Linked DNA regions of Homo sapiens: region 2 is linked to region 1. The links are chromatin loops, found by intact Hi-C in ENCODE. Cell type or tissue: dorsolateral prefrontal cortex. All regions are shown on one strand. Each heading gives the region's core, and the rest is flanking DNA. Links, peaks and the distances in the headings are about the cores only.

What was found. A loop is a pair of places that touch in the nucleus more often than their neighbours do. Peaks named below come from ENCODE experiments on the same cell type or tissue, not always from the same donor. Only the 100,000 strongest peaks of a DNase experiment are listed, where the experiment ranks them.
Region 2: it touches region 1 in a loop (2.5-fold over the local background); 18 of 110 quality-filtered maps call a loop at or near these places.

What each region holds. Positions count from the first base shown.
Region 1 is chr17:28,898,164-28,907,381 of GRCh38, forward strand. It overlaps DHRS13 (dehydrogenase/reductase 13), which reads right to left and starts at 4,916. Exons shown (of 5, transcript NM_144683.4): 1 at 4,655-4,916; 2 at 4,420-4,538; 3 at 3,330-3,453; 4 at 2,827-3,138; 5 at 1-729. The coding sequence starts at 4,781. The coding sequence ends at 278. It overlaps PHF12 (PHD finger protein 12), which reads right to left. Exons shown (of 15, transcript NM_001033561.2): 14 at 8,693-8,831; 15 at 7,087-8,354. The coding sequence ends at 8,020. RefSeq lists silencers at 3,815-4,007, 4,509-5,138 and an enhancer at 7,683-8,183. In dorsolateral prefrontal cortex, for the core only: CTCF peaks have their summits at 4,993 and 5,201; DNase peaks (open chromatin) are centred at 4,418, 4,888 and 8,378; H3K4me3 peaks cover 2,288 bases; H3K27ac peaks cover 4,553 bases.
Region 2 is chr17:28,745,269-28,754,351 of GRCh38, forward strand. TRAF4 (TNF receptor associated factor 4) reads left to right here. Exons shown (of 7, transcript NM_004295.4): 2 at 1,945-1,996; 3 at 2,575-2,679; 4 at 2,749-2,910; 5 at 2,994-3,155; 6 at 3,243-3,398; 7 at 3,677-5,688. The coding sequence ends at 4,309. Among named protein-coding and RNA genes, the nearest start is that of TRAF4, 5.8 kb to the left of the region's middle. RefSeq lists an enhancer at 1,823-2,822. In dorsolateral prefrontal cortex, for the core only: CTCF peaks have their summits at 2,195, 2,428, 4,987 (motif pointing left), 5,190 and 2 weaker places; DNase peaks (open chromatin) are centred at 63, 1,623, 2,170 and 4,973; H3K4me3 peaks cover 3,905 bases; H3K27ac peaks cover 6,804 bases.

The sequences.
Region 1 (9,218 bases), core at 765-8,764:
GGGTGGGGCCTGAAAATACTACATCCAAATTTCCGAGAAGCACAGTGTCTAGCATACCCCTATCTCTCCATCTGGGGTTACTGTCACTCTCAGGAAGAAATAATCACCCATTATTCCTTCAACCAGGAAAAGAGATGTCCAGGGCACAGCTTGGGGCCCCAGAAAGTAACCACGGAGGTCAAGATCACAAACCCGTCAGTGTCCAGGGCATGGCCTCGCACACATCCGAGGTTTTCAAGGACCATGAAGTGCCATGGCAAGCATCCTGGCCTGAGGGTTAGGAGAGCTGGATCTCAGGCTCAACTTTAGCCTGAATTCGGTGCGTCATCTTAGACAAATCTGGTGAGCTCTGAGGGCTGGGGTAAGGTTGAGAAACTGTGGGCTCCTCAGGGTGGGGGGTGCTTAGAGAAGATGGGGCCTCTGAGTCCTCAGACTGGGGGTCTTCATCGGGTTCAGCATCCTCCCCAGGCCCAAGCCCTGCCAGCCTCTTGCTGGCCTCCCATAGCCGATGGGCTGCCCGGTCGTCTCGGGCAGCTGGAGGCACCTCTTCCACATGGCAGTTGGCAAAATATCTCCCACTGAGGGGCTCGATGCCCTCTTGTAGAGCACAATACAGGGGTGTCTGGGCACCCCCTCTTGGTGCCCGGAGCACCAGCCAAGCCAATGGGCGCAAAAGTGGGCGCAGCCATCCAGGAACATGGCGCAGGAACAGCTCCGAGTTCACAGGCCCTGTAGGCAGGAAGAAAGAAAGGAGTCGGGCTAGGCACAGTGGTGTGTATTTACAGTCACAGCTACTCGGGAGGCGGAGCAGGAGGATCACTTGAGCCCAGGAGTTTGAGACCAGACTGGGCAACATAGTCAAGCTCTGTCTCTTTAAAAAAAAAAACAACAACAAAAAAAATAGAACAGAGCTAGAAGAACAGGGACAGAATCTGGTTTCAAGGGAACCAGGATAGTATTTACCAGGCATTCGGGGCTTCTGCGAGGTGACTTCACTCATTTCCTGCATGAAGCCTCTTCGCTTCCATCCAGACTGCTTGTTCACCCCACATCCCAGATTTTGTTCATGCTGTGTCCCATGTCTGAAACAATTCTCAGTCTCTCTCCATCTTTTCTTCTAGCTCAAGTCCTGTTCCTTGTTTAACCAGCATTTATTAAGTACTTGCAGTATACCAGCCACTATTTTGGACATTAGTGATATGGAGTGTAATAAAGACTTAATAAAGGCTAATTGTGATCATCGCTATTATAATTACTAATGAGCCTTAGGCAGTGACTATCTAAAATGCAGTATGGTAATATGAATATGACAGATCTTGTTATCCTGGTATAACCTCTTCCATAAGACAAAGTGTTGCTCTGGATCCCCAATTATCTCACTCAGAGTAAAAGCCAGAATGCCTATAGTGAACCTCCCTCCAAACCCTACAGGACACAGTGCCTCTCTATGACCTCACCTCTTGCCACTCTCCCCCCTCACTCTGTTCCAGCCACATTAGCCTTTCTCAAGCACACCAGGAACTTCTGCCTTAGGGCCTCTGCACTTACTTTTTTCTGTTTTGGAGACAGAGTCTCGCTCTGTCACCCAGGCTGGAGTACAGTGGCGAGATCTCAGCTTACTGGCAACGTCCACCTCTAGGTTCAGGCGATTCTCCTGCCTCAGCCTCCTGAATAGCTGGGACTACAGGTGATAGCCACAATGCCTAGCTAATTTTTGTATTTGTAGTAGAGACAGGTTTTCTTTTTTTTTTCTTTTTTCTTTTTTTTTGAGATGGAGTCTTGCTCTGTCCCCCAGGCTGGAGTGCGGTGGCGTGATCACGGCTCACTGCAACCTCCACCTCCCGGATTAAAGCGATTCTCCTGCCTCAGCCTCCTGAGTAGCTGGGATTACAGGCGCGCGCCACCACACCTGGCTAATTTTTGTATTTTTAGTACAGATGGGGTTTCACCATGTTGGTCAGGCTGGTCTCGAACTCCTGACCTTGTGATTGCCCGCCTCGGCCTCCCAAAATGCTGGGATTACAGGTGTGAGCCACCACGCCCAGCCTAGAGATGGGGTTTCACCATGTTGCCCAGGTTGGTCTCGAACTCCTGACCTCAAGTGATCTACCAGCCTTGGCCTCCCAAAGTGCTGGGATTACAGGCATGAGCCACCGCTTCCAGCCCCTCTGCACTTATTATTTGCACTGTTCTCTCTTTTTCTGGGCATCTCCCCAGTGAGCCATGTATCTTTCAGACCTCTGTTCAAATGTCACCTTTATAGATATGTCTTCCTTGACTGCCACACCATATTCCCGTTCCATTTGCCCCTTGCTGTTTCCTTTTTCCTCAGAGCACTCTATCACCACCCCTCATCGTATATATTTATTGGCTGTCTCCCTCTCCTCCAAACTAGAATGCAAACTCTATGAGGGCAGGGTCTTTGTTTTGTTCACTGCTATATCCCCAGCACTGCAAGTAATGCCTGATACAGAGTAGGTACTCGGTAAATGCTTCTTGGATGAATTATTAGCTATCATCATCATCATTATCAGTTCAGTCAGTGCAGATGGCTCCTGGGGGTGGGAATCCAGGTCTTATTCATGGCCATATACCCCCCAGGGCTGAGGACCCAGGCTTGTGGTGTGAGAGGAAGAACCTAAACCAGGAGAACCTGGTTCCAAGAGCAGCAAGGAACAGGTCTCTCCTTGGACTATGCTTCCTTGCTGCCCTGAGATTCTGTGACTCAATGAGGGATGGAGGGTGGGGAGGCGGTAGTGGTGTGGGGGGCACAGGATGGGGCAAGGAAAGGAGAGGGGAATCGGAAGCCAAAGAACCAGACCTCACCTGGGTGGGCTGCATAGCAGGTGACGCCAGTGGCCTCAAGCTGGTTGGCGAGCTCCCGGGCAAACAGTACATTAGCCAGCTTAGTGTCAGCATATGCCCGCAGCTCCTGCCGCCAGCCCACCACTGGGCGGTCCAGGCGTTTGAAGTCAAGACGTCCCCGACAGTGGGCAGCTGAGGCTACCACCACCACGCGGCTAGGGGCACATGCCTTCAGGCAAGGCAGCAGCAGATGTGTCAGCAGAAAGGGACCGATATGGTTCACCCGAAGCAGCAGGTTAAACGCCTCACGGGTCCGGCCACAGGAACTGATACCTGGGGCAGAGGCTAAATGTGAGCGGCTGCTCCAGAAGGAGCTCTGCAGCCTTGGCATCCCTATCTATGAGATGGGAGAAGGGGGCATCCTTCCCATGTGTCCACTGGCCCCAGCAGGGCCCCCGCTGGAGGGGGCAGTTGCCCCTGGCCACCCGCCACCCCACCCCCACGCAGGGCCTGCTGCCCCTCACCGGCATTGTGGATGAGGATGTCCAACCGTGGCTCAGAGCTCAGAAAGGCAGTGGCAAAGGCCCGCACCGAGGCCAGACTGGCCAAGTCCAAGGCCATGAAGATGACCTCATTGTTCCCACTCTCCTGTGGAGAGGCAAGGGCTGGGCTTGTCACCAGGCATCTCTCTCCTCTTCCCTCTCCCCAGGCACCAAATTCTGAGAGTCCATCTCCTACTGTTTACTAAAATCTGCCCCTGTGTCTTAGAGTGTACTAGATAAGTGTGTGGATTCAAATCCTGACTTTGCCTTTTACTAAAGTGTGACCTTGGGCAAGATACTTAATCTCTCTGGGTCTCAGTTCTCTCACTGCGTAAAGGGAATAATAATAACAACAGTCCCAATCTCACTGAGCTTTTGTGAGGATGAAAGGAGTTAACGTGTAAAATACACTCTAGCAGCACTGGGTAGGTACTTGCTATTATTATTATCACCTCCTTTCCCCATTACCATTTACCCTAAAATCTGTAACTTCTCACTGGTCTCCTCTCTCCCGCTCTTGCCCCCCCACTCCAGGCACCACGCAGCCACAAAGGAGTTCCTTCCAAAGGCTATTCTGACAGTCCGGAGCCTACTGAGGGCTGTTCATGGTCTCCACTGGTCTCTGCTGCCCAATCTATAAAATCCAAGCTTCTCAATAGGCTCTAGAATGTTCTCCAGCCCCCTCATTTGCCCATCTTCCTCATACTTTGTGCTCCAGCCTCATTAAATCTTTTTCTCAGTTTTTCAGATCAGTCCAGCTCTCTTTGCCTCAGAGCCTTTGCTTATGCTGTGCCCTCTGCTGTTCCCTTTCCTACTGATCATTAACCCAACTTCTACTGATGCTTAAACGTCTCAGAACTGCAATTACGGCCTTCAGGAAGCCCCTCCCCCACTCGGCTCTGGTGCGCCTTCCTCGGGTGACCCCAGCGCTCCGTGCACTCCCTCTTCGCGCTCAGCCGCCCGCGCCGCGCTCTCCTCCCTGGACCCGGATCCTCCGCAGCCCCTTTGCTGGCTTCTCTGTGTCCCGGCGGGTTCTCGGCTCACCGTCCCACGCGCCCCCGCTGCCTCTCACCTGGCGGAGGTCGAAGGCAGCCGCCTCCCCGCGCTCCTGGCTGCGGCAGGCCAGCACCACGCGCGCTCCCCGGCGCGCCAGCTCCAGCGCCGTCATCTTTCCGATGCCGCTGTTGGCGCCTGCGGACCGCGGGCGGGAGCCGAGCTGAGCTGAGCCCGGCGGGCCGCTGCTACCGCCGGCCCGGCCTCCTCTCCGCGCGCCCCGCCAGCTCGCACTCACCCGCCTCCGCACTCACCCGTGACCACGGCCGTGCGGCCCCGCAGGTTGCCCATGCCGCCGCACGGCGGGGCCTTCACCAGGTTGTAGTAGACAAGCACGTAAGCGCCCAGCAGCAACCCCGCGCCCAGCAGCAGCGCCTCCATGCCGGCCGCGCCTCCCGGCTCCCGCCCAGGCCCCGCACCGCCCTGGATCGCCGCCAGGCGGCTGCCGATCCGCCCTGCACAGGCCTGGAACGGCGCCCGGGCGCGTCAGCCTCCGAAGGCGGAGGCGGGCAGGAGGCTGGGCAGGGGCGTGTGCGCGTGCGGGTGCGCGCCGGCCCTGCGAGCGCCCCCTAGGCGTGCGTCGGCGTCCTGGGGGCGTGTGCCTCTGTGGACACCTTTGAGGTGAGTGTGTGCGCTTGGGCCCTGGGAGCGCCCCCTAGGTGTGTGCCTGTGTGAACTCCTGGGTGTGTGTGTCCACGTACACCCTGTGAGTGCACGCTAGGTATGTGCATGCATCTGCAACGCTTGTATGTGAATGATCTCTAGGTGTGTATGTGCCCATGTCCCTGAGGATCACCCTTTGGGTTGTGTGCGTGCCTCTGGATCCTGTGTGTGAGCTCCTGTAAGCACCTTGTAGGTGTTTGTGTGCATTCTGGCAGAGTCCCTCCAGGTATGTGCCTGCATCTGTAGTCTCTGCCAGTGCATGTGCTTGCATATCTCCATATGTTTACTCGAGGTGTATGTAGCACAGTCCCTCCCTTCTGAAGTTAGGTGTGTACATGAATACACGTGTGTCTTTGAGTCTAGTCCTAGATGCTTTTCCCTCTAAGAACAAATCCTTCTCCTTCCTTCCCTTCTGCACAAATCCTTCTCCTTTCCTTCCTTTCCTTTCCTTCCTTCCTTCCTTCCTTCCTTCCTTCCCTTCCTTCCTTCCTCCCTTCCTTCCTTCCTTCCTTCCCTCCCTCCCTTCCTTCCTTCTTTCCTTTCTTTCTTTCTTTTGAGACGGAGTTTCACTCTCGTTGCCCAGGCTGGAGTGCAGTGGCGTGATCCCGGCTCACTGCAACCTCCGCTTCCCGGGTTCAAGCAATTCTCCTGCCTCAGAATCCAGAGTAGCTGGGATCACAGGTGTGTGACACCACACCCGGCTAATTTTTGTATTTTAGTAGAGAAGGGTTTTCACTATGTTGGCCAGGTTGGTCTCAAACTTCTGACCTTAAGTGACCCACCTGCCTCAGCCTCTCAAAGTGCTGGGATTACAGGTGTGAGCCTCTGCACTGGGCCAAATCCTTCGTTTTCTTATCTTCACATCCAGCCCCCAGCTTCTAGGATTCTTCCGTGTTCTCCCCACACAGGCTAGAGAGGACACTGTTAAAGGTGGCACAGGCAGTTAAGGGGTGTCAGAATTCACTCCTTCATTCCCCCTCTGTATCTCCCTACCTCAACCCCACTAGTGCCTTCCATGGCTGAAGGGAAGCAGGAAGAGATAGAGAGTAAAATCTGTTATTGCCTTTCAGGAGGAAATTTGCCTTTGGAATGGTTCTCATAGGTGATAAGAGACAGGCAGAGAAGCTCCATCACTCAATTACAAGTGACCATGATGGCAGGAAGGGTGGGGCTGGCTAGGAACAAATGGGTAAGACCATTCCAGGGCAGAAGGCCGTTGCCTGATACATTCAGTACAATTTAGAACCTGGTATTTGGCACTTATGGTGTGCCCAGCAGTGTAGTTAGACTTGGAAATTCCGAGTGGAAGATATACAAGTTTCTGTCCTTAGGGAGTTCAAAAAGCCCATTAGGGCACCGGGAGCAGAGTGATGACGCCTGCATGGGCAGATGAAAGTCAGGGACAGACCTCAGATTCCAGGGCCAGTTTCCTATTTAGCTGCACTGCGGATTCGGGTTTCCATTGTAGATGCTGTGGGATGAGGCTGGGGGTAGAATATTCATTTTCTATCCCTAAGGCAAAATCCTGACACACAAGCAGATGCACCTACACAAACAGTGCTGGAATATACACAGAGGTGCTCTCCATCTGAGGAGGCTGACCTCAGGAAAACTTCCTGGAGAGTTTTTCACTAAGATCTGGGAGGAAAGCATGGAATTTGGTTTAATGAAGGTCCCCGGGACTTGAGAATTAAGGTAATGCAGCAGACTCGTTTTTTGATGAGGAATAGCAGTTGTAGAGAAGTGTGACTGCAGATCACATGACTAGAAGTGACAGGTCAAGACTAGATTCCACTATCAGTCAGGGTTCTCTGGAGAAACAGCTCCCCCCGGGCCAGCAGACGCACCCATGTCATTCCATTGTCATCCACCCACCCTGGCTCACTTTTCTCCAACACCTCCCCTACCAAACTTCCCTATGGGAATGAGACCTGTTCAAAAGGCCCCCCACCTGCTAGACCCAGATCTAGGGGAGGGTCTCCTCTAAGGGTGATGACAGGTAGGACAGACAGTCAGAAAACAATTTGAAGTATTTTTGTTTTTTATATACAGAATACAGGAAAGTTTCTGTAAAGTCTAAAACATTACAATTACTATGTACATTGGTACTGGTTGTGGGGGTGGGAGGAGAGGAGGGAACCAGGGGCAGGAGGAAGAGGAGAGAAGTGGCAAGAGAACAAAAAAAGGAGACAAAACAGGTTTACGACAAAAACATTTTTGCTACAATAGACAATTTGAGAAAACGCTCTACCACATGTAGTACTGTACACGGTTTTTAAAAACATTGAAAAAATGTCATCACTAGATGTATTTACACAAAATCCAAATACACTTTTCCTTATTTGAAATAAAATAGATGGACAGCCAGAAAAAGAATTCATTTCTCATTTGTCCATAATACACAGTAGCTACCTGTAGTGCAACCGCTGCAGAAAGGGAAAATAACGTGGAGGGTGGGAACCATGGAAGGAAGGTGGGTAGCGATCTTTATATTAAATAAAACAATGATATTGTATAGATTTTGCTGTATGAAAACTGTATTTTTTCTTTTAATATAAAACTATTGTCACTGCCACAAAATAGAACAAGTTTCTGATTATTTTACAATGGTGGGCGAGGGGGAGGGAGCAGGAGGTGGGTGGGGAAGGGTTTTGTGTTGGAGGAAGTGTCCAGACCCTGGGTCTTTCCCTCCCTGCCCACGCTGTTCCTCAGCTCAGGTCTGCCGCTTTCCCATGAAATGTTGAGTACAAATATATGTGCAAATGCCCCCTAGAACTTGAGAAAAGAAAAAGGATTTTTAAAAAACAGTCAAAAGGTTTTCTTCATTTCATGCAAAGATTGTAGTTGAAGGGTTTCTGGTAGAGTATAGAAAACACCCGGGCTTGGTTTGTGTACATTTTTGCATTGCAGGAGTCTTGGGTGGGTGTACAGGCCAGTGGCGGGGTAGCCGCCAGTCCTAAGGAACAGAGTTGGAGCGCAGCACAGGGCCCTGGTGGGGCTTGAGAGAGAGCTTCTCGGCCAAGACCCCATCCTGCAGCAGGCTGGCATCGCCTTTGGGCTGTTTGGTCGCAAACTCAGTGATGCTGAAGACAAACTGCAGGCAGCCCAGCTTGATGTAGCTGCCATGGTGCAGTAAGGCTGTGCCCTCCCAGCCGGCCCCACTGCCCCCAATCAAGCTCGAGCTGCTGGCTTTGCAATTGCAGGGTCTCCGCTGCGGCCCCTGGGCCTGGGAACTCATCATGGCTGCCTCCTCACTTGGCTCTTCGTCCTGTTTCTGGTGCCGGCGGCGCCCTGGGAAAAAGGGGGATGGTCACAGAAGAGGAACAGTGAGCAGCCAACCCATGTGGGCTGTTTGCCAAGGTTGGGCTCCTGCATCTCCCCATTCCAACTGCTGCATGACTAGGGAGGAAGGATGCTCAGAAAGGGTTGGTGGAGTCTGAAGTCCCCACAGGTGTGTACACACATGGGGGTACTCAGCACTTGCTTCTCTGTGGCCTGCCCTGGGCCCACGAGGAAGTAGAGCTTGGCCAATAGGACTGGGAAGGCAAGAGACAGACCATGGGCAGCAAGTCAGAACCACCCTGACTGGGGCCTCAGCTTTGTGGCCACAGATCTCTGCTCCAACTTACTGATGACACTCTGCACTTTGGCAACAATACTGCTTGGGGGGGTTGGCGGGGTCTTCTCCGAGAAGTCACATGAATACAGCACATTGTCCACCGTTGTCCCATGCTCACTGTAGTTTAACAGCTCATAATGTTTGGTATTCTGAGGAGGAGGAGGGGAGATAAGATGTGTGGTCTGCTGTGTGGGGCCTGGGGCTAAGGGGAGAGAGGACATATGGAGAAGGCCGTGCTACTCTACCTAGAGAGTCCTTACTTGCCTCCCCAGTCATGGCCCCTGTCCTTTCAGAAGGGGGCTGGAGACACCTCCTCAGGGAAGCTTTCCTTCTGGTGTCCCACACTCCCTACTCTCCCACTCCTTCACTCTGCCCTCTCAGCACCGCTCCTCTTGGTATGATACTCACTGGCCCGTGATGATAATGAAATTCACAGGGACACACCCACAAGGCTTGGCTTCCTTCTATGCTGGTCCCCTCCCTTGCTTTAGGGTAGGCTCCCTCTGTTGTGCCTGTGACTAACCTCAGGAAAAATG
Region 2 (9,083 bases), core at 1-8,000, 150 kb before region 1:
AGGCCCTTTGTTTTCTGTTCCCCACAGCCTGGGCCGGCTCCTGCCCTCACATATGCTCCGGCACAAGCTGCAGGACTGCCCCCTCCCCCTCGGCAGTGTACACATTTACTCTCCTACAGACACAGCCCCATTGTCTCCGCCACTGCTCTTCCCCGGCCCTCTGGGTTCCAGATGAGGCCAGCTGAGCCCCCCGACCCCCCCACAGCTGACCCACCCTGACTGCCTCGGGAAAGGAGCGGGGGAGGGGGCCGTCAGGCCGGATTCCTTCCACCACCTTCTTGGCCCCCCTCTCTGCCACTCCCCCTCCCGGAAATCCCCTCTTCCTCTCCCACTCCCACACCCCCTCCCCCCATCCTGTCTTCTTCCCTGGGCCTTGGCCTCCACTGCACAGCCTGGAGCAGCCTCTGCCCTGCCTGTCCCCCATCCCCCAGTGCCTGAGCTGTGCTGCTGAGGCTTCTGAAGGGGAGAGAGGTGGTTGGGTGGTCCCTGCTCCTCACCCGCCACGGTACAAGCACAAGTGAGGGTGTCCACAGCCCTGGCTGGGCCCCAAGCTGCAGGCTAAGCTTCTGCCTGAAGCCTAGGGACTTGCCTCTGTCCCCTCCCTTTCTCCAAAACCACTCAGTCAGCACATTCCTGAAGCAGCCAAGTGGACCCCCTCCCCCTGGGCCCACCCCTCTTTCCCCACTCCTGCCTGAGCTGTTAGGTTGGCCCAGGAAGGCTGGTTGCCCTGTGGGCAGACACACCCCTTCAGTGCCTGTGGTTGTATTGTCCTTGGCATTGAAGCATGGCCAGTGGTAGTGGGATCAAGGGGAGGAGGTGGGTGCTAGAAATCCTTGGGGCAGTTGGGGCATGGACTGCCTGGGTCCTGGAGAGTGCCTCTAGAACTGGGCTCCCATGTGGGCTCTGGTTCCGCCTGGATCCCTGCCTGCCTTCCACCTACCTGACTCAGACCTGCCAGGAATGCCCTGCCCCAGGGCCCTGAGTCCTGCTGGGTGAGCCATTGCTCTGCCTGAGCCATGCCAGGCATGTGTGACTGGCCCTGGCTGGGGTCAGCAAGGGCATGTCGACAGAAAGAAGCATGCCAACAGGCTCCTTGGGTGCTGACGGCCAGGTAGGGTTTGGTGCAGGAGAAGGCGGGCAGCTAGCAGGAGGGGACGGTCACCAGGCTTCAGAAGCCCACTGAGCAGTGCCCAGAGTCTTAGCTGTGCTTGCTGGACATTTTTCCTTGCCCCAGCTTCTCTTCCTTGTGTGTGTGGTGTAGTAGAGCCTGTCTGAGCTGTGGAGTCAGACACACATAGCCAGGTGCTGCTTCACCTGTAAGCCTCTTCGTTTCATCTGTAAAATGGGGGCATTCCACCCCTTCTCAGAGGCAGGTGGCAAGGGCCGGGTGGGAATGTAAACAGGTGCCAAGGAGCATGCCTTTCCTCCCCTTTTCTGTGGGAGACACACCCTCAAAGGAGCAGGGCAGGGTAAGGTGGCCGCAAGCTGACCTTTGCCCTGGTTCTTGGCAGAGGACCTTCCTGGGGACTGGGCAGCCTTCGCACTTAATCTCAGCCCATCCCTGTTCCCCCTCCCAGTCAGCTTTCAGCGCAGCCAATGAAAACTAACCTAGGGGGAGGGGGTGACTGTGCAGCGTGTTCCTTTCCCAGTCCAGCTGCCATCCTGGGGGAGGGGGTGCCAGCTGCCACCTGTTGGCCAAGTCCTGACTGAGGCAGCTGTCTGTGCCTCCTCTAGGCCCAGACCCCCCTTCCCAGGACAGGGGCTGGGGTCTTCTGGGATCCTGGGGAAGTAGAGCCCCTCAGGCCTCTGCTTGCCCTTTTGTCTCATCTAGGCTGGTTGGGAACCGGTCTGGTGAGGAAGGGAGGCTGCCTCAGTGGAGGGGGTGGGGCCAGGCCTCCCTTTCCCCTAATGAGAAACCTTTTTCCTGCCCCTCCCCCATTTCAGTGAAGGAGTCTTCAAGTGCCCTGAGGACCAGCTTCCTCTGGACTATGCCAAGGTGAGTCCACACTGCCAGGAAGAAGCCCAAGCACAGTCTGTTGCCCTTGGAGGCCGGAGCTGCTGGCAGCCAGTGGGCTCAGGGCCAGTGTCAACCAAAAGCCTTGGGATGGTGCGCCTCCACAAAGGTAGCCTGTTCCCTCCCACCAGGCCAGTTTGCAAACGAGGCCCCTGTTTGCCCTGGAGGGCATGCACAATGCCCAGCCTGTAGGGGTGCACAGAGCTGCTCTGTGCCCGCAAGAAGTGTTCCCTCCCCTTCCGGTGGCAAGCCAGACCTGTGGCTGAGGGCCAGTATCCCTCCACCAGGGGAAAGGAAGCAGAGCCCCAGGGACAGCCTGGGATTGAGCAGGCTGATTGGCTGCCTCTTCAAAGGAAGCGTCCTGTGCAGGCATGTTAGGACCCAGCATCAGAGCAGATGCTGCCTGCTGTGCCCTTCATCCCTGGACTCAAGAGGGGCAAAGAGCCCAAGAGAGGCTATTACAGGCTCCAAGGTAGAGCCAGCCCAGTTGGGTCTAGGGGTGGGAACTGGGCACTGCAGTCAGCTCTGACCCTGGCCAGTTCCCCCATCCCTACCCCCAGATCTACCCAGACCCGGAGCTGGAAGTACAAGTATTGGGCCTGCCTATCCGCTGCATCCACAGTGAGGAGGGCTGCCGCTGGAGTGGGCCACTACGTCATCTACAGGTGAGGCTCTGATGTGAGGGCTGGCACCACCTCTCCCTTGGCAGGCACTAATTGCAGCCTTCCCACCAGGGCCACCTGAATACCTGCAGCTTCAATGTCATTCCCTGCCCTAATCGCTGCCCCATGAAGCTGAGCCGCCGTGATCTACCTGCACACTTGCAGCATGACTGCCCCAAGCGGCGCCTCAAGTGCGAGTTTTGTGGCTGTGACTTCAGTGGGGAGGCCTATGAGGTGGGTGGGGTCTGGCTGAATGTGGAGGAGGGGGTACCTGATGGCCTAGGCATCTCTTAACTCAGCACCTCTGACATTTCCAGAGCCATGAGGGTATGTGCCCCCAGGAGAGTGTCTACTGTGAGAATAAGTGTGGTGCCCGCATGATGCGGCGGCTGCTGGCCCAGCATGCCACCTCTGAGTGCCCCAAGCGCACTCAGCCCTGCACCTACTGCACTAAGGAGTTCGTCTTTGACACCATCCAGGTGAGGCCTTCCCTGAACTGTGGGTTGCAGGGTAGGTGACAGGTAGTCAGGATATTGACTCCTGCCTCTCTACTTCTGTGGCCCCAGAGCCACCAGTACCAGTGCCCAAGGCTGCCTGTTGCCTGCCCCAACCAATGTGGTGTGGGCACTGTGGCTCGGGAGGACCTGCCAGGCCATCTGAAGGACAGCTGTAACACCGCCCTGGTGCTCTGCCCATTCAAAGACTCCGGCTGCAAGCACAGGGTGAGATGCCCCTTTTCCTGTCAGCCCCCTTTTGCCCTTGAAGCCCTAGACAGAGGCTCAGCTTCTGATGTACTTAGGCCTTGGTGGTCCCTGCTGTGCTGCTCTGAAACCCTCAGTCCTTCCCTCTGCTGCCAGCTCCAGCCTCTTCCTAACACCCTCTGTCTTCCTCACGTAGAGCTGGGTGCCTGCTACCCTGTACCCACTCCTCTCCTCTCCCTGGACCTCCCCCTACTGATAACTCTCCTCCCTTCCCCCATGGCCTGGGGCTTTGCCAACAGTGCCCTAAGCTGGCAATGGCACGGCATGTGGAGGAGAGTGTGAAGCCACATCTGGCCATGATGTGTGCCCTGGTGAGCCGGCAACGGCAGGAGCTGCAGGAGCTTCGGCGAGAGCTGGAGGAGCTATCAGTGGGCAGTGATGGCGTGCTCATCTGGAAGATTGGCAGCTATGGACGGCGGCTACAGGAGGCCAAGGCCAAGCCCAACCTTGAGTGCTTCAGCCCAGCCTTCTACACACATAAGTATGGTTACAAGCTGCAGGTGTCTGCATTCCTCAATGGCAATGGCAGTGGTGAGGGCACACACCTCTCACTGTACATTCGTGTGCTGCCTGGTGCCTTTGACAATCTCCTTGAGTGGCCCTTTGCCCGCCGTGTCACCTTCTCCCTGCTGGATCAGAGCGACCCTGGGCTGGCTAAACCACAGCACGTCACTGAGACCTTCCACCCCGACCCAAACTGGAAGAATTTCCAGAAGCCAGGCACGTGGCGGGGCTCCCTGGATGAGAGTTCTCTGGGCTTTGGTTATCCCAAGTTCATCTCCCACCAGGACATTCGAAAGCGAAACTATGTGCGGGATGATGCAGTCTTCATCCGTGCTGCTGTTGAACTGCCCCGGAAGATCCTCAGCTGAGTGCAGGTGGGGTTCGAGGGGAAAGGACGATGGGGCATGACCTCAGTCAGGCACTGGCTGAACTTGGAGAGGGGGCCGGACCCCCGTCAGCTGCTTCTGCTGCCTAGGTTCTGTTACCCCATCCTCCCTCCCCCAGCCACCACCCTCAGGTGCCTCCAATTGGTGCTTCAGCCCTGGCCCCTGTGGGGAACAGGTCTTGGGGTCATGAAGGGCTGGAAACAAGTGACCCCAGGGCCTGTCTCCCTTCTTGGGTAGGGCAGACATGCCTTGGTGCCGGTCACACTCTACACGGACTGAGGTGCCTGCTCAGGTGCTATGTCCCAAGAGCCATAAGGGGGTGGGAATTGGGGAGGGAGAAAGGGTAGTTCAAAGAGTCTGTCTTGAGATCTGATTTTTTCCCCCTTTACCTAGCTGTGCCCCCTCTGGTTATTTATTTCCTTAGTGCCAGGAGGGCACAGCAGGGGAGCCCTGATTTTTAATAAATCCGGAATTGTATTTATTAATTTGCTTCCAGCCTGACTTACCTGGGTTGGTTAGGTCCCTGGGAGGCTCAACCAAACTGAAGGCAAAGAAAGGACCAGTCAGAGAAGGGCCGCTGCCTGGGTCTGGCCCCAGGATCCAGCTTACCTGCTGGCTCGCCCTCTGATGGACGCCGGGAAAACTGCATCGGGCTTTGTGTGGAAGACGGTCCCTGCCACTGCCCTCTGCCGATGAAATGCGGGAAGTGTATGGCCTAGATGTTTCATAAGGCTGGAGTCCCTGGTCAGCCCCACCAGATTAGTGCTTCTACCCTAGGCAGGGCTTTCTTGGTCTAATGGTAATAAGCACCGACACTGCTAAGCACTTTACGTGCATTATTATTTCATTGAAAAGAACTGTCAAGTGAAATACTTTTTAGCACAGTAACTGGCTTTGTGGGCTCTAGAGAAGAGTTAATGAGGCAGTGCATGTTCTTGGCCCAGAGTAAGTGCTTAGTGAATGCTTTCTAACTCCGAACCCCAGCCACATCCAGGGACTGGGTGTTGAGCAAAAGGGGCCTTCAAGATGTTCAAGGCACTTGGATTTTCTCCTGTCTCTCATCGGCTTTTCTTAACGGGCCTCAGTGGGTGCATGTGATTATCCACGTTTCACCTATGAAACATGAACAGAGGAGACTGACTTATCAGTGATTCTTCCGCGGGTTCGGACAGGGCCTCGATTCTGTTTTAAACTCCAGTAGTCCCTAGAAATTGTAGCTCCCTCTAGTTGTGGCAATAGGTGTGGGTCCTTGTGCTTGCTTTTGGCAAGTTTCTGAGCTACACAGGGCCTCCATTACCGTCACTGGTGAAATGCGGCTCACCTCCCAGATTTGTTGTAAAGATTAAATGAACTGGTCAGCACACAGTGCCTTACTGTCTTGCCTAGCCCTGAGAAGAGGCTGTATGTACGAGAATCATTAGTAAGGGAAGGTTCAAGGACTGTAGTTCTTTCTTTTCCCATGCAGAGGCTGAGGGTTTAAACAAAAAAAAAAAAAACTCAGCCTCTGCTGCACACGACTAGCTACTCAGGAGGCTGAGGTGGGAGGATGGCTTGAGCCCAGGAGGCAGAGGTTAAAGTGAGCAGAGATTGCGCTACTGCACTCCAGCCTGTGTGGCAGAGCCAGACCCTGTCTCAAAAAAAAAGGCCTTGGGCTGGGCGAAGTGGCTCACTCACACCTGTAATCCCAGCATTTTGGGAGGTTGAGGTGGACGGATCACGAGGTCAGGAGATCAAGACCATCCTGGCTAACATGGTGAAACCCCGTCTCTACTAAAAATACAAAAAAAAATTAGCTGGTGTGGTGACACGCACCTGTAGTCCCAACTACTCAGAAGGCTGAGGCAGGAGAATCACTTGAACCCGGGAGGCGGAGGTTGCAGTGAGCCAAGATCGCGTCATTGCACTCCGGCCTGGCGACAGGGAGAATAAAAAAAAAAAAAACCCTTTATGGGGTGACAGGACAGGACTAAGCCTCAGTGAGCCAGGCTGGGGAGGTCATCATCGGCCCAATCTTTCTTTTCAAAAAGGTCAAATTGACTTACTTATCTAGGGAGAAATGGGGCCCTCCTGCCTAGGTGAGAAACTAGAGCTGGGCTTCTTCACCAGATAAACCGTCTTGGTACGGTGATGCCTGGAGACTGGTAGAGGCAACCATGGGCTCCAGCAGCATAAATGCTTTCAGGCAACAGGCTGAAACACCTTTCCAGAATCCCAGCTACACACCTGACCGAGCACAGTGGCTGATGCCTATAATCCCAGCACTTTGGGAGCCTGAGTTGGAGATGACCCTGGGCAACAAAGGGAGCCACCCCGTATCTACAAAAAAATATAAGGAGCCGGGCACAGTGGCTCACACCTGTAATCGCAACACTTTGGGAGGCTAAGGAGGGCGGATTACCTGAGGTCAGGAGTTCAACACCAGCCTGGCCAACATGGTGAAACAAAAGTCTCTACTAAAAATACAAAAATTAGCTGGGCGTGGTGGCAGGTGCCTATAATCACACCTACTTGGGAGGCTGAGACAGGAGTATTGCTTGAACCTGGGAGGTAGAGTCTGCAGTGAGCTGAGATCGCACCACTGCACTCCAGCCTGGGCAACAATGAGCAAAACTCCATCTCAAAAAAAAAAAAAAAAAATTAGTTGGGCATGGTGGTGCACACCTGTAGTCCCAGCTACTTGGGAGGCCCAGGCAGAAGAATCACTTGAACCTGGGAGGTGGAGGTTGCAGTGAGCTGAACTCCAGCCTGGGAAACATAGTGAGACTCCGTCTCTAAATAAATAAATACACTGTCACTGCATGCTTCCGGGGGTCACATTCACATAGTCTAGATGGTGCCTCCTAGAGTTGCATGCAAACAATGGGGCTGTTAACCCCATACTCTGCAAGCCTTGCACACCTGGACCTTATTCAGTGCTAGTCATAACTTGCAGAATTCAGGCCATGTTCTGCAATAAAAGTGTGAGCTGCACTCCCCAAGGATCTACCTCAGCCCAGGAATCATTCACTCTGGAGGAAGCGCTGTACTTTACTAATGTCTAGCTCCGCTTTTGGGCCGACTGCAGATCTTATCTGACACAGGCAGAAGACAGCTTCCTTTCACAGGGGTGGCATGAGGCATAAAGGAGTCAAAACACTTTCACAAAAGAACACCCTCGGCCAGGCACAGTGGCTCACGCCTGTAATCCCAGCACTTTGGGAGGTTGAGGCGAGCGGATCACAAGATCAGGAGTTCAAGACCAGCCTGACCAACATGGCGAAACCCCGTCTCTACTAAAAATACAAAAATTACCTGGGCATGGTGGCGCACACCTGTAGTCCCAGCTTCTCATGGGGCTGAGGCAGGAGAATCACTTGAACCCGGGAGGTGGAGGTTGCAGTGAGCTAAGATCGTGCCACTGCCCGCCTGAACGACAGAGCAAGAGACTATCTCAAGGAAAAAAAAGCACCCCCATCCTGGCTAACATGGTGAAACCCCATCTCTACTAAAAATACAAAAATTAGCCAGGCATGGCGGCGGGCGCCTGTAGTCCCAGCTACTCAGGAGGCTGAGGCAGGAGAATGGTGTGAACCCAGGAGGTGGAGCCTGCAGTGAGCCTAGATTGCGCCACTGCACTCCAGCCTGGGCGACAGAGTGAGACTCCGTCTGAAAAAAAATAAAAAAACAAAAGCACCCTACAGAAAAGGGTGTGCTCAAGAAAGAAGGCTGGTGCTTTAGCTCCGTCAGCATTCAGGAAGCCACCTGCGGACTCTTGCCGCCAAGGGTCTGATTCTACCCTCCCTGAATCCCCCATCTTGTGGAATCTATATGTGTATATATATAATCTATATATATATTATATAATTATATATATAGATATTATATGTATACATATAGATATTATAATTATATATATATATACACACATATATATATAATCTTTTTTTTGAGACAGAGTCTCACTCTTTTTGCCCAGGCTGGAGTGCAGTGGCACGATTTCAGCTCACCGCAACCTCTGCCTCCCGGGTTCACAAGCGATTCTCCTGCCTCAGCCTCCCGAGTAGCTGGGATTACAGGCCCCTGCCACCATGCCTGGCTAATTTTTGTATCTTTAGTAGAGACGGGATTTCACCATGTTGGCCAGGCTGGTCTCAAACTCCTGACCTTAGGTGATCTGGCTGGCCTTCACTTCCCAAAGTGCTGGGATTACAGAGGTGAGCCACTGTGCCAAGCCTCAATTTTCTTTTCTCTTTTTTTTTTTTACGGAGTTTTTTCTCGTCATCCAGGCTGGAGTGCAGTGGCGCGATCTTGGCTCACTGCAACCTCTGCCTCCCAGGTTCAAGTGATTCTCGTGCCTCAGCCTCCTGAGTAGCTGGGACTACAGGCGCCCGCTGCCATGCCTGGCTAATTTTTGTATTTTTAGTAGAGACGGGTTTTCACCATGTTGGCCAGGCTGGTCTCGAACTCCTGACCTTAGGTGATCCAGCTGGCCTCAGCCTCCCAAAGTGCTGGGATTACAGGTGTGAGCCACCACACCCGGCCTCAGTTTTCTTTTTTTAAAAAAATAGTTTTTTCATTTAGAGATGGGGGTCTCACTCCTGTCACCCAGATACTGGCACTGCAGCCGTAAACTCTCGGGCTTGAGGAATCCTACCACTTCAGCCTCCCAAGCAGCTGGGACTACAGGTATGTGCCATCACACCCAACTTTTGTTTTTTTTTTTTTTTTTTTTTGAGACTGAGTTTCACTCGTTGCCCAGGCTGGAGTGCAATGGCGC